2 separate regions of the Homo sapiens genome follow, and region 2 is linked to region 1. A link is a loop called in an ENCODE intact Hi-C map of the cell type or tissue named here. Cell type or tissue: heart left ventricle. All regions are shown on one strand. Links, peaks and the distances in the headings refer to the core of each region. The heading gives the core; the rest is flanking DNA. Region 1 overlaps FAM168A (family with sequence similarity 168 member A). Region 2 overlaps FAM168A (family with sequence similarity 168 member A).

Region 1 (5,373 bases), core at 104-5,103:
GGATTCCATTTGAAGAGCATAAACAGATGTGGTCCAGGGTAGGAACTCAGAGCTGTTGAGCAGGCTACATCTCTAGGGGAGTGTTCTGGTTGTTTTTTCTTAAGCAAGATTAGTTCAGGACATTCCCATGTCCCAGACACAAATGAAATGTCTCCTGAGAACCATTGCAACAGACCAAGAACAAAACCACCTGAGTATGTAGGCGTGTTATTAGCAGCTTAATACCCCAGGCTGAGAACCTGGGGAAAAAAGTCTTTAGAATTTGGGGGAGGGTGGGGGGAGGGAGGGCATTGTGGGGAAGGAGAGGGAAGAAGGGAGGAGCGGTGCTTGCCTCATGGCTTTGGTTTGAAAGGTCTCTGGCCAAAGCATCTGGCCCTGGACCTTCTGATTTGCACAGTGATGTTAACTGACCTGGCACTTCCTCAAAAGGTGATTTTGTCCTTAGACCTGCCAAGCGGCTGCAGGGTGGTAGGATCCCAGCATCCCGAGGCCTTGGAAGGCCGGATGCCCTGTGTCATCCAGACTTCAGCCTCTGAGCTGTCATGGACCCACTCTGATGAGGAGCTTCCTCCTGATTGGAGTGGGAACCTAGGGCATTTCTCTCCCTTTTCTTTTGCCCTTCCCAGTGCCAGGACTCACCTGTCTGACCATAGAGCTTGCAGGCAGGCCAAGCTCTTGGTTACCTGTGCCATTCATGGCCCAAGTGAAGGAACCACATTCCAGGTGGGTGCTGGCAGCTCTGAAGGTGAGGATAGTGAAGGAAAAGCAATAGCAATAAACATTTCATAGACTCATGGAACTGAAGGGACCTTAGCAATCATCTCATCCATTTCCCTATTTGGCAGATGAGGAAACTGAGGCCCAGAGAAGCGGAAAGGACTTCCCTAGACCTTACAGTAAATTAGCATTAAATGCAGCCTTCCTACCTAGTGGGCACCTTGCTTACAAAAATTTACCTAGGGACGGATTGGCTTGGTTTTGTAAAAATTAAGTCGGCAGCGCCCATACCTGGTGAGTCTGGAATGGTCTCTGGGCTCCTGTTTCTGCTCTTTTCCTCCACGGACTCCAAAGGCGGGGGTTGAAGACTGGGCAGAGGCTACATGGGGGCGGATGGCAGGAACAGAAATTGCAAATGAAGAAATAGCATTTGGAAATTCTGTGAAGACATCTGGAACTTCCGTCCTGTACCTGACTCCACCTCCAGGAGAAGGAGCAGGTGGACTGGCCGAAAAGGAGAGGCCATGCTTTTAGGACAGTAGCCCCTCATCCCGAGAGGAGAGGAAGAGGAGGAAGACAGTGGGAGTCATCAGGAGAGGAGAATGAGGATGAGGCCCAGGAGACAGGCTCATCTGGGAGAAGAGGGACCCCTGGGACGAGGAGGTCCCTGCTAGTCTCAGCCAGGAGCCTGGATTGCCCAGCAGCAGCCTCCGGCACCCAGCGCTTGGCTGGGCCAGCAGCCCCTCTGGGGGTGGGGCACGAACATTTTATTGTAAAAAATGGGATCATTGACAACATTTGGGACTTTAAAAAACTGCTTTCATTTAAAATTCATGCAAACTTGGACATATCCTTACCCCAACCTCCCATGTCTCCCTAAGGGAGGGAAAAATCAGGAAACCCTTGGGTTGGAAGGAGCTCAGAAGCTGTCTAGCCATTCCCAGGAGGGTAAAGCCCATCAGCCTCCTTGGCCTAGAGCCAGGAGTTTGGGGGCCCACCTTCCTGGGCTTCCAAGGAACTTTAGGACCAGTAAGAAAAAATTCAGCTGTTCTAAATTATCTGTTCTGGGTGCTGATGAGGTTTCACTTTAAAACAATAGAAAGTTTTCCAGTGTTAATTCACTTTTTGCAAATACCTCCTTCCACCCTCTTTGGTTTTGTAAAGGTGGGTGAAGGTTGTTCTAGATTATGTCATACGTGTTTGAAAAATGCCAAAATAATAATAATGATAATAATAATAGAAACCTTTGGATTTGTCAGGTGCATCACAGAGGTCAAAGCACTTCACGGCCTTTCATGTACTCGCCCTGAGAGGGACAGGGTTAGAGTTATTACAGTCAATTGACAAATGAGGAAACAGGTTATGGAAGGGAACAGGCCCACAGTGAGCAGCATGCTGGTATCCGCTAGGCTTCCCAGAACCCTGCTGCCTCCATGTGGGCTGGGGTGGAACCACAGAGAGGAGAAAGGAAGAAGAGGAGACCTAGGAATGACCTTGTAACTTTTGTTCTTTCAACACCAGTAAGTAAAACTAACAGCTGGACCTCACAGTTCACAGAACAGTTGAACATAAATTATCTGGTTTAACCCGATGAAATAGAGGTTATTTCTCCTATTTGATCCATAAGGAAATCAAGGCTTGGAAAAGTCAAGTGACTTGCTAATAAGTGACAGAGCCACTCGAATCCCAGGCTGTCTGCTGTCTCGTTCCCCTCCATCTGATCCCCACACAGGCTCACGTACTGAAGCATCTGTGCTCTGTGCCCTATCTTAGCACCTACTATGTAATTCAAGAGCAAAGGGGGGCCCCAAGGTGAAAATAAGGCACTGAAAGGCTGTGGTCTGGAAGAGCCCAGGTCCAGCACCCCTTTTTCAGTATGAGCCCCAGTTCAGCCGGCCTCAGCCTCTTGCTGTGATGGAGATCCACAAGCCTAGCCAAGCTTGGGGAGTCACTGCAAAAGGACTGAGCCCAGGAGAGCGGGGACAGTCATGTGCCTCTGGTAGGATGGGCACAGTTACTGGTAAGGTCACAGAGATCTAGTGGGAGGTACCATAGGTAGATACCTCCAAAGATTCTAGATGGCACGGTGGTCAAGCTAGACAAAAAGTCAGAGCTGGAAGGGCCGTCTCATTGAAGGCAGGCAAGCAAGAGAGGACAAGGGATGTAGCCGCCTGACAGTGAGCTACAGCACTGGCCCCAGGATGCAAACCCCTCTCTCCTCCTCATGCCACTGCCTCTCCCCAAGTGCAACACCTATGGCCAGGATCAGGGGTACAGATGGCTCGTTACCAGCCAACCCTTTTGAATTCTTCTACTTCTACCTGACCCCCTCTCCTCACTGGCCTGGGGTCAAGAAGTTTGAGTCTGGGAGCTGGATTGCCTGCAAATAGTGAAAGCCTGAAACATAATGGTTTGCCATGTTTTGAAAAAAAATGCATATTTAATTTCTTCCTCATGAGATAGGACAGTTGCTGTTCTTTCTTACCTGGCAATGACCCTAAAATGTATATCCTCTTTCCTGAATATTTAGCAGAGACACACACACCTGTCCAGAGCGTTTTTGGTATGCAAAGTACTTTGACATTGGTTGCCAAAGTCCTCCATTTTATAGATGAAAAAACTAAGGCTCAGGAGGCTTGAGACTTGCTAAAAGGTCACACAGCTTGGAAGTGATTCTTCAAATCCTCTGCTCTTTCTGCTGCCACCTGCTGGGTCTCTTGGCAAGCATGGAGGGAGGGGCTAACTGTACTTTATAGAGCTGGGAAGCCCAGTCTCTGAGCTGAGCAGATTTGTATGAACTGCTTTGGGCCAGGACCTGTAATGAGCCCTGGGGAGGGACCCAGAGGCACATCTAACTGGCAGCACAAGGAGGATGAGAATTTGCAACTAAAGGCCTCACTTGGACAAAACACTTTGGGGTCACAATGCCCAGGACCGAAGACATGTTCAAGGACAGCACGAGGCATCTTTCTATTGGGAGACCCATGTCCTTGGTAAGCCTGCACACCTGGCTTCCTAATCCCTGAGAGCCTGCCCACTGTCCAGATCCAGTGAGTTGGTACAAAACGTACAGACTGAAGTCCCTGGGCTTGCTTTTCCCATGGGTGAGGACCAGAACCAGACTCTGAGCATCCTTACCCCTGGCCACCCGAATTGTTCCAAGTTTGAGGTACCCCGTTCCCAGAGATCTGGGGGTCCTTCTTTGGAGGGCTTGCTTTGTTCTGATGGCCTTCAGAAAGGAATCACATGAAGTATAAAAGGACAGGCCCCTTGGTCACCAAGTTTTGGCTCCTCATACAGATAGGACTCATCCAGGTTCCCAGCGAGGCACTGACTAAGCGAGGCTCAGAGCTTCCATATCAAATTCCTCAGCTTTGTTCTGTGCCCAGAGGGGGTGGGCCCCATTCTGGGCCCTGTGAACTTTGTCTTATATATCACCATCTGTATCAGAATTCCTCCTCAATTGCAGTTAAGTGAAAATACGTGGAAGTCTGCTTTTCCATCCTGTATTCTCCCACATCACTACTGGCTGTGCGGCCCCCGCTGCTTGCCAAGCTTGGGAATCCAGAGAGGGGCAGTAGTAGAGTGGGCCAGTTGGGACCCACCCGCAGAGCTGAAGAAACACGCCAGACTAACTGATGGGATTCCACACCGGAGCCTCTGAGCGCACAGGCAGGCATGCCAAGGGGGCTGCAGGGTTTGTCCTTTACTTATCTGCCCCTTTCCTAGAAAACTCCTCGTTTCTGAAATTAGGCATTATATGGTTCCAGGACCCAGCCTTCAAAATTCCTGGCAGGCCAGCTTCAACATTCCATGGCCAGCCCTGCCTAAGCCAGACTTGGGTCCCAGTCCCTCAGTCTCTCCAGTGGATATCTTCTGTGGTGCATGCTGTTGAGTCCAACCCAAAGGCCAACCGAGGCACACAGGAGTTGGGACTGGCTGCCACAAAGCTAGAAAGGGACAAAACAGCACTTGCTTCCCTATGGCCACATGGATAGTCCCTGGATATCCTTGCTGTGGTAGAGGTCCTCTACCCATTCCAGCCACTGATAGCAGGGGGATTTTCCTTCCTAAGGAGAACAGATGTAACAGCTTTGCAAAGTACCGGCCCATAGGAATCAAATGGGTGAGATCAGCTTTGGGCCTGACCCCAGCAAGACCAGCATCTCCAGACCCCAGCCTTTCTCCTCAGGCCTAAGAGAGTCAGGGAAAGAGAGGAGACTGTCCCAGAGACCTTCTCCTCGGGTCAGCCAGATAGTCTGGATCTATGGTGTGACTCAAGCTCCTCCTTACCCAGGGGGGGTAAGGCCAGGCCTCTAGCTACTTGGAGTTGTCTGTAATAATCTTGAAAGGCCCAAGGGCCTGTCCCCATCCTGACTTAAAGGCATCTGCTTCCCTGTTTCATATCACATGACAGAGAAACCTGTTCTCATGGCATGTAACATCCCTGTGAAGAGAGCGTTGTATATGATTTTGTATTTTTTAATTCATTTTAATCTACAGGTTGGAATCTAATTTTTAAATTTTATTGGAACTCACATTTTAAAAAGAAATAAAATTTAAAATAATAATAATAATAATAATAATAATAATAAACCTTTGACCAGTGTCTTCCAAGTAGTTTGATCAAAGAATTTATAGGTGTTTTCAAAACAC
Region 2 (5,373 bases), core at 110-5,109, 89 kb before region 1:
TTTACTGAGTCCTGAAATTACCCTCTCTTCCATTTTCTGAGCCTTTAGCTTCTTTTTTTTCTTCTTTTTTTTTTGAGACAGTCTCACTCCATCACCCAGGCTGGAGTTCATTGGCATGATCTTGGCTCACTGCTGCAGCCTCTGCCTCCTGGGTTCAAGTGATTCTCATGCCTCAGCCTCCCAAGTAGTAGCTGGGATTACAGGCATGGGCCCCCACACCTGGCTAATTTTTGTATTTTTAGTAGAGATGGGGTTTCGCCATGTTGGCCAGGCTGGTCTTGAACTCCTGACTTCAAGTAATCCGCCCTCCTCGGCCTCCCAAAGTGCTGGATTACAGGCATGACCTAACTTCTTCTAAAAGTGTACTTCCTTTTCCATCAAGAGTGCTTTCCTGGCGTTGGTGCTGCTAGGAATCTACCTCTTCATTGTGCCCATCCTCCATTTTTTCCCCAATTTTTCTACGTCTTCATCACAATAAAACTCTTCCTGGCTCTTTGCCCAAGGCTGCAGCCTAAAATGTTCTGGGGCCTCTGCATCAAACAAGGGTGGTTCTGCCAGGTTTTTCTGAGCCCTTCTGTCCTGAGACAAAGGACTTGGCCTGGTATTCAGAGTGTCAACCGCTTGGAATGTAACAGTTCCTGATTCAGAGCCTTAGACCTCCCACTGCAATGGCTCAGTGTCTTTGAACTAACCAATAAGCACAGGAGATCTCTTGTCCTTTGAGTAGAAGAGCAGCCTCACTGCCACTCTTTTGGCTGGGACTCTAGGGGCCTGAGGTCCTGTTCTGGATTTGTGACCTGCTCTGTGACTTTGAGTGAGTCACTTAGTCTTTGTTTTCCCAGTTGCAAAATGAAGGGCTTAAATTAAATGATCTTTGAGGTCCTACCAAGCTCTAACACTCTTTGGTTCAATTCTGTTAATCATACATGTACATGTATATGTACATACTGTACATAATGTACATGTCCATACTGTACATAATGTACATGTCTTGGTGTTCTTGGCTCTTTATTAGCCAGTGGGGCACTCCATAGGTTAATAAAATAGACTCTGCTTTCAGAGCTCATAGTCCAGGAGGGAAGCAGTTGCATAAACAACTAAATCTTCTAACATGAAGTGTTTCTAGAATGGCACTGTCACCATGTATTTTTGGGATAGAGGATAGTGATTAGTTTTAGTTGGAAGGGTCTGTGAAGCTTCATGTAGGAGACAGCGTTTGAGTCTTTGGTCTTGTCTTCACCTCTGTTCTGTTGTTCTTTCCTCTCTCCATCTCCGTGTGAATTCCCAAACCTGGTCTTTTTTTAAACTCTGGGACAGTTTTCAGGATAAGTTATGTTCCTCCTTAAATAAAAATAAAACAAGGCTGCGCATGGTGGCTCATGCCTGTAATCCCAGTACTTTGGGAGGCAGAAGCAGGTGGATTGCTTGAGCCCAGGAGTTTGAGACCGCCTGGGCAACATGGTGAAACCCTGTCTCTACAAAACAAATACAAAAATTAGCCTAGCATGGTGGCACACGTCGGTAGACCCAGCTACTTAGGAGGCTGAGGCCTTGGGAGGATCACTTGAGCCCAGGAGGCAGAGGTTGCGGTGAGCTGAGATTGCACCACTGCTGTCCAGCTTGGGTGAGAGAGTGAGACCCAGTCTCAAAAACACAAAACAAAACAACCTTTAAAAAGACCCTAAAAACTAAAGATACATACACAGACACAGTGAGCCTTTCCTCCTTTCTCTGAACCCCTGCAATAACTGTATACGTATGGTCTACGGGCTACCTGTAAAGTTCGTTTAGCACTTGTTATCTTGCCTTTCTTTTATTATTTGGAACTATGAGTTCAAGCTACTTCTCTCATTTTGTCTGCCACCAGGACTTTTTTTTTCACTTTGTGATTTTTTTTTTCCTACTTTCATTTTAGGTTTGAGGGTACATGTTCAGGTTTGTTACATGGATACATTGCATGTTGCTGAAGTTTGGTGTATGAATGATCCTGTCACCCAGGTAGTGAGCGTAGTACCCAATAGGTAGTTTTTCAGTCCATCCTTCTCCACACTCTTGGTAGAGCCCAAGGTCTGTTGTTGCCATCTTTTTGTCCATGCTTACCCAATGTTTAGTTCCTGCTTATAAGTGAGAACATGTGGTATTTGATTTTCTGTTTCTGCATTCATTTGCAAGAATGAATAGAGGATAATGGCCTCCACCTGCATCCATGTTGGTGCAAAGGACAGGATTTTGTTCCTTTTTATGGCTGCATTGTGTTCCATTGCCACCAGGATTTTGAACTCTGAGTATTTGAGTCACATTTTTGCTATTAGACTATCTGCTTCTAAGGGCAAACCGTATCTTATTCTCTTATCATCTGTGCCACCTCTAAGTGATTTACATAATGAATAATCCAGAGCAGAGTATCATTAAATATGGTTTATTTTATTTTATTTTATTGAGACAGGTTTTGCTCTGTCACCAGGCTGGAGTGCAGAGGTGCGATCTCGGCTTACCGCAGCCTTGACCTCCAGGCTTAAGCAATCCTCCTGCCTCAGCCCCCCGTGTAGCTGGGACTACAGGTGCACGCCACCGTGCCCGGCTAATTTTTTTGAAATTTTTTTTGTAGAGATGGGGTTTCACCATGCTGGTCTTGAACTCCTGGATTCAAGGGATCCACTGCCTCAGCCTCCCAAAGTGCTGAGATTATAGGCATAAACCACCATGCCAGGCTGAGTTTGTTTATTTTAAACCAAGTCTTTTGCTCTGATATGAATGTCATATTTGCTTATTTTTTCAGGATGTGCTGGTTATGTTGTTAAGTGATTAATTTATAATGTGTGGCATTCTTTTTTGTCTATCTTGATCTTTCGTTCTTGCCTCAGCCATCTTCTTGGCTCTAAGAAATACGGTGAACCTTATGACATGATGGGAGGAACATTGGGCTTGGCGTGTGAGGAGTCAGGGTAAAGTCTGGGCAAGTTGCTTCTCTCCTTTTAGGCTTTTCTCATTTGTAAAGTAGATGCTAATACCAGCCCTGACTCTCCATGGAGACTATGGAAATCATAAAGCTATCTTTTTATTTCTTTGGTTTTTAGCATTTTAAATTTAACTAACATTCACAAAGTACCTTTGATATAATTAGCCCTGTGCTGGAGGAATGGAAAGAAGAATCATACTTGGCCTTTGTATTCCAAGGACTTTACACACCTTATTGGTCAGGCAGTTATGAACACAAAGAAACAAGGGAGTGAACAAAGGAGGTAGATGGGGAAAAGAATTGGGGATTATGAATGTTGGACTTGCAAGCTTATGTGGTTCAGTTTGGAGATCTGGCTTGCTTTGTGAAGATTCTTTCTATGACATCTTAGACTATAGCTGGGTTAACAGGTCTGCATCCCACGTATGAGATGAGAGTCAGTGTTCTACTAGAGATTATCGTTTTTATACAACAACAGTGTGGTGCAGGAGAAAGAATAGGGAACTTGAGTTCAAGTCCCCGGTCTGTTACTTAGAAACTATGCATCCTCCTTGAATATGTTACATAATACTGTTGAAAACTCAGTTTTGTCTTGAGTAAAAACAGAATAAATACCTCAATAATTATTCAGTTCAATTTAACAAACATTTATGGGAGTCTTCTCTGTGCTAGCTGGATTCTGAAGTTTCAGAAGTGAAAGGAGAGTCTTCTAGGAACTCTCAGTCCAGAGAGAAGAATTATGCCTTGTAAGAGCGTCTTTTGGTTGTTAGTATTATGCAGACATGCAGGCTTCCACCATGGATGACCAAACATTAAGTCTCCTTCCCGCTGGAGTGGTATTACCATAAGTAACTTCCCATCATGTCTCCTTTCTGTTTGTGGTCTTCCCCTCTCCATGGGCTCTTTTCTCATCTCCCATCAGCTCCTAACCTGCCTCTCTGGCCAGCTGTCTGGGGAGTATGTGTATATATGTGTGTTTTGTCAACAGCTGGTCCTGGAAGGCTCAGGATTATTATGAGGAATAAATATAATAATTTCAGTGAGGCCAACTGAAATTAGTATTTGTCAGTAGGCACTGACTAATGGGAGCTTTCATTATGTATAATCTGTGTATCATCTGAGTCATAGAACAGGGGCACCTCTCAAATTATTCCCTCAAAAGTGTGGAGAAGAGTGATCAATATTCTGGATGCTGTTCTAGCACTGGGGATGCAACAGTAGACTAAACAGATTAAAATCTGAATCACCATGGAGCTTACATTTTGGGTGAAGGGGGGAGAAGACATACAACAAGATAAAAAATAAAATATTAAGTACAATAGATATGTGGGAAAGAGGAAAAATAAAGCAAGGAAGATAACTATAATGTTGAGTTTGTTAAAGGTTTGCACTTTTAGGTAGGGAGCCAAGGAAAGTCTCACAGAGAAGGTGATTTTAAATTAAGACCTGAAGTAAGTGAGAGAATGAACTGGAGGAAGAACATTTCAGGCAGAGAGAATAGATGCCAAAGCCCTGAGGCCAGTCCTGGTATGTTTTAAGGAATAGCAGGGGAACAGGGAACAGGATGGCTGAAGTGAAGTGCCTGAAGTTGAGGAGAGTAACAGGAGTCAAAAGGTTGAGAAGGTAATTTATAATGTGTGGCATTATAAATTCATTTCTTGTTTGGTTTTCTAGATCCTAGTAAAGACTTAGCTTTTCCACTGCGTGAGGTAGGAAGTCACTGAGGATTAGATGAGTGACCTGATTTAACTTATGTTTTCAGAGAGCCACTCTGGCTGCTGTGTTGAGAATAGACAAAAGAAGGAGTAAATGCAAAAACAGGGGGGGCAGTAATACTTGTGAGAGATGATAGTGATTTAGATTAAGATGGTAGAAGTGAGGGTAGTGAGAATTGATTGAATTCTGAATATATTTTAGAGACAGAGCTGAAAGTGATTTGCTGATGGACTAGTTGTTAAGGTATGAGAAAAAGAGAAGTCAAGAACAACACCAAAATTTTTATCTGTGCAATTAAAAGCATGGAGTTGCAATTCAGTGAACTGGGGAGGACTTCAGGAGAAACAGATTTTAGGAGAGTGGGAGGTGGTAAATATAAAAATGTAGATGGTATTTGGTTATGCAATTAGATAAGGGGGCTTTGAGAGTGTATGGAGACTTTAGAAAAGAGAAGGGGCCTAGGTCACCACAAAGTTTAGAAATTGAGAAAGAGCTGCCAGAATGATAGGGAGAAAAATAAAACAAACATATCAAAACCCAGGTGAGTATAGTGTCCAAAAGCCAAGTGATGAAAGTATTGAAAAGAGGGGAGATGCCGGATACCATGGCTCATGCCTGTAATTCAACACTTTGCGAAGCTGAGGCGGGCAGATTACTTGAGCCCAGGGATTCAAGACCAGCCCAGGCAACACAGCATC

The links. A loop is a pair of places that touch in the nucleus more often than their neighbours do. Peaks named below come from ENCODE experiments on the same cell type or tissue, not always from the same donor. Only the 100,000 strongest peaks of a DNase experiment are listed, where the experiment ranks them.
Region 2: a loop joins it to region 1, with 4 times the contacts of the local background. A loop is called at or near these places in 1 of 110 quality-filtered maps.

Annotation. Positions count from the first base shown.
Region 1 is chr11:73,401,020-73,406,392 of GRCh38, reverse strand. FAM168A (family with sequence similarity 168 member A) reads left to right here. Exons shown (of 8, transcript NM_015159.3): 8 at 1-5,373. Among named protein-coding and RNA genes, the nearest start is that of RELT, 27 kb to the right of the region's middle. In heart left ventricle, for the core only: CTCF peaks have their summits at 2,164 and 3,413 (motif pointing left); a DNase peak (open chromatin) is centred at 2,132; H3K27ac peaks cover 580 bases.
Region 2 is chr11:73,489,705-73,495,077 of GRCh38, reverse strand. All of the region lies in intron 1 of FAM168A (family with sequence similarity 168 member A), which reads left to right. Among named protein-coding and RNA genes, the nearest start is that of FAM168A, 110 kb to the left of the region's middle. RefSeq lists enhancers at 1-249, 250-768. In heart left ventricle, for the core only: no CTCF peak of the experiment used is centred there; no DNase peak of the experiment used is centred there.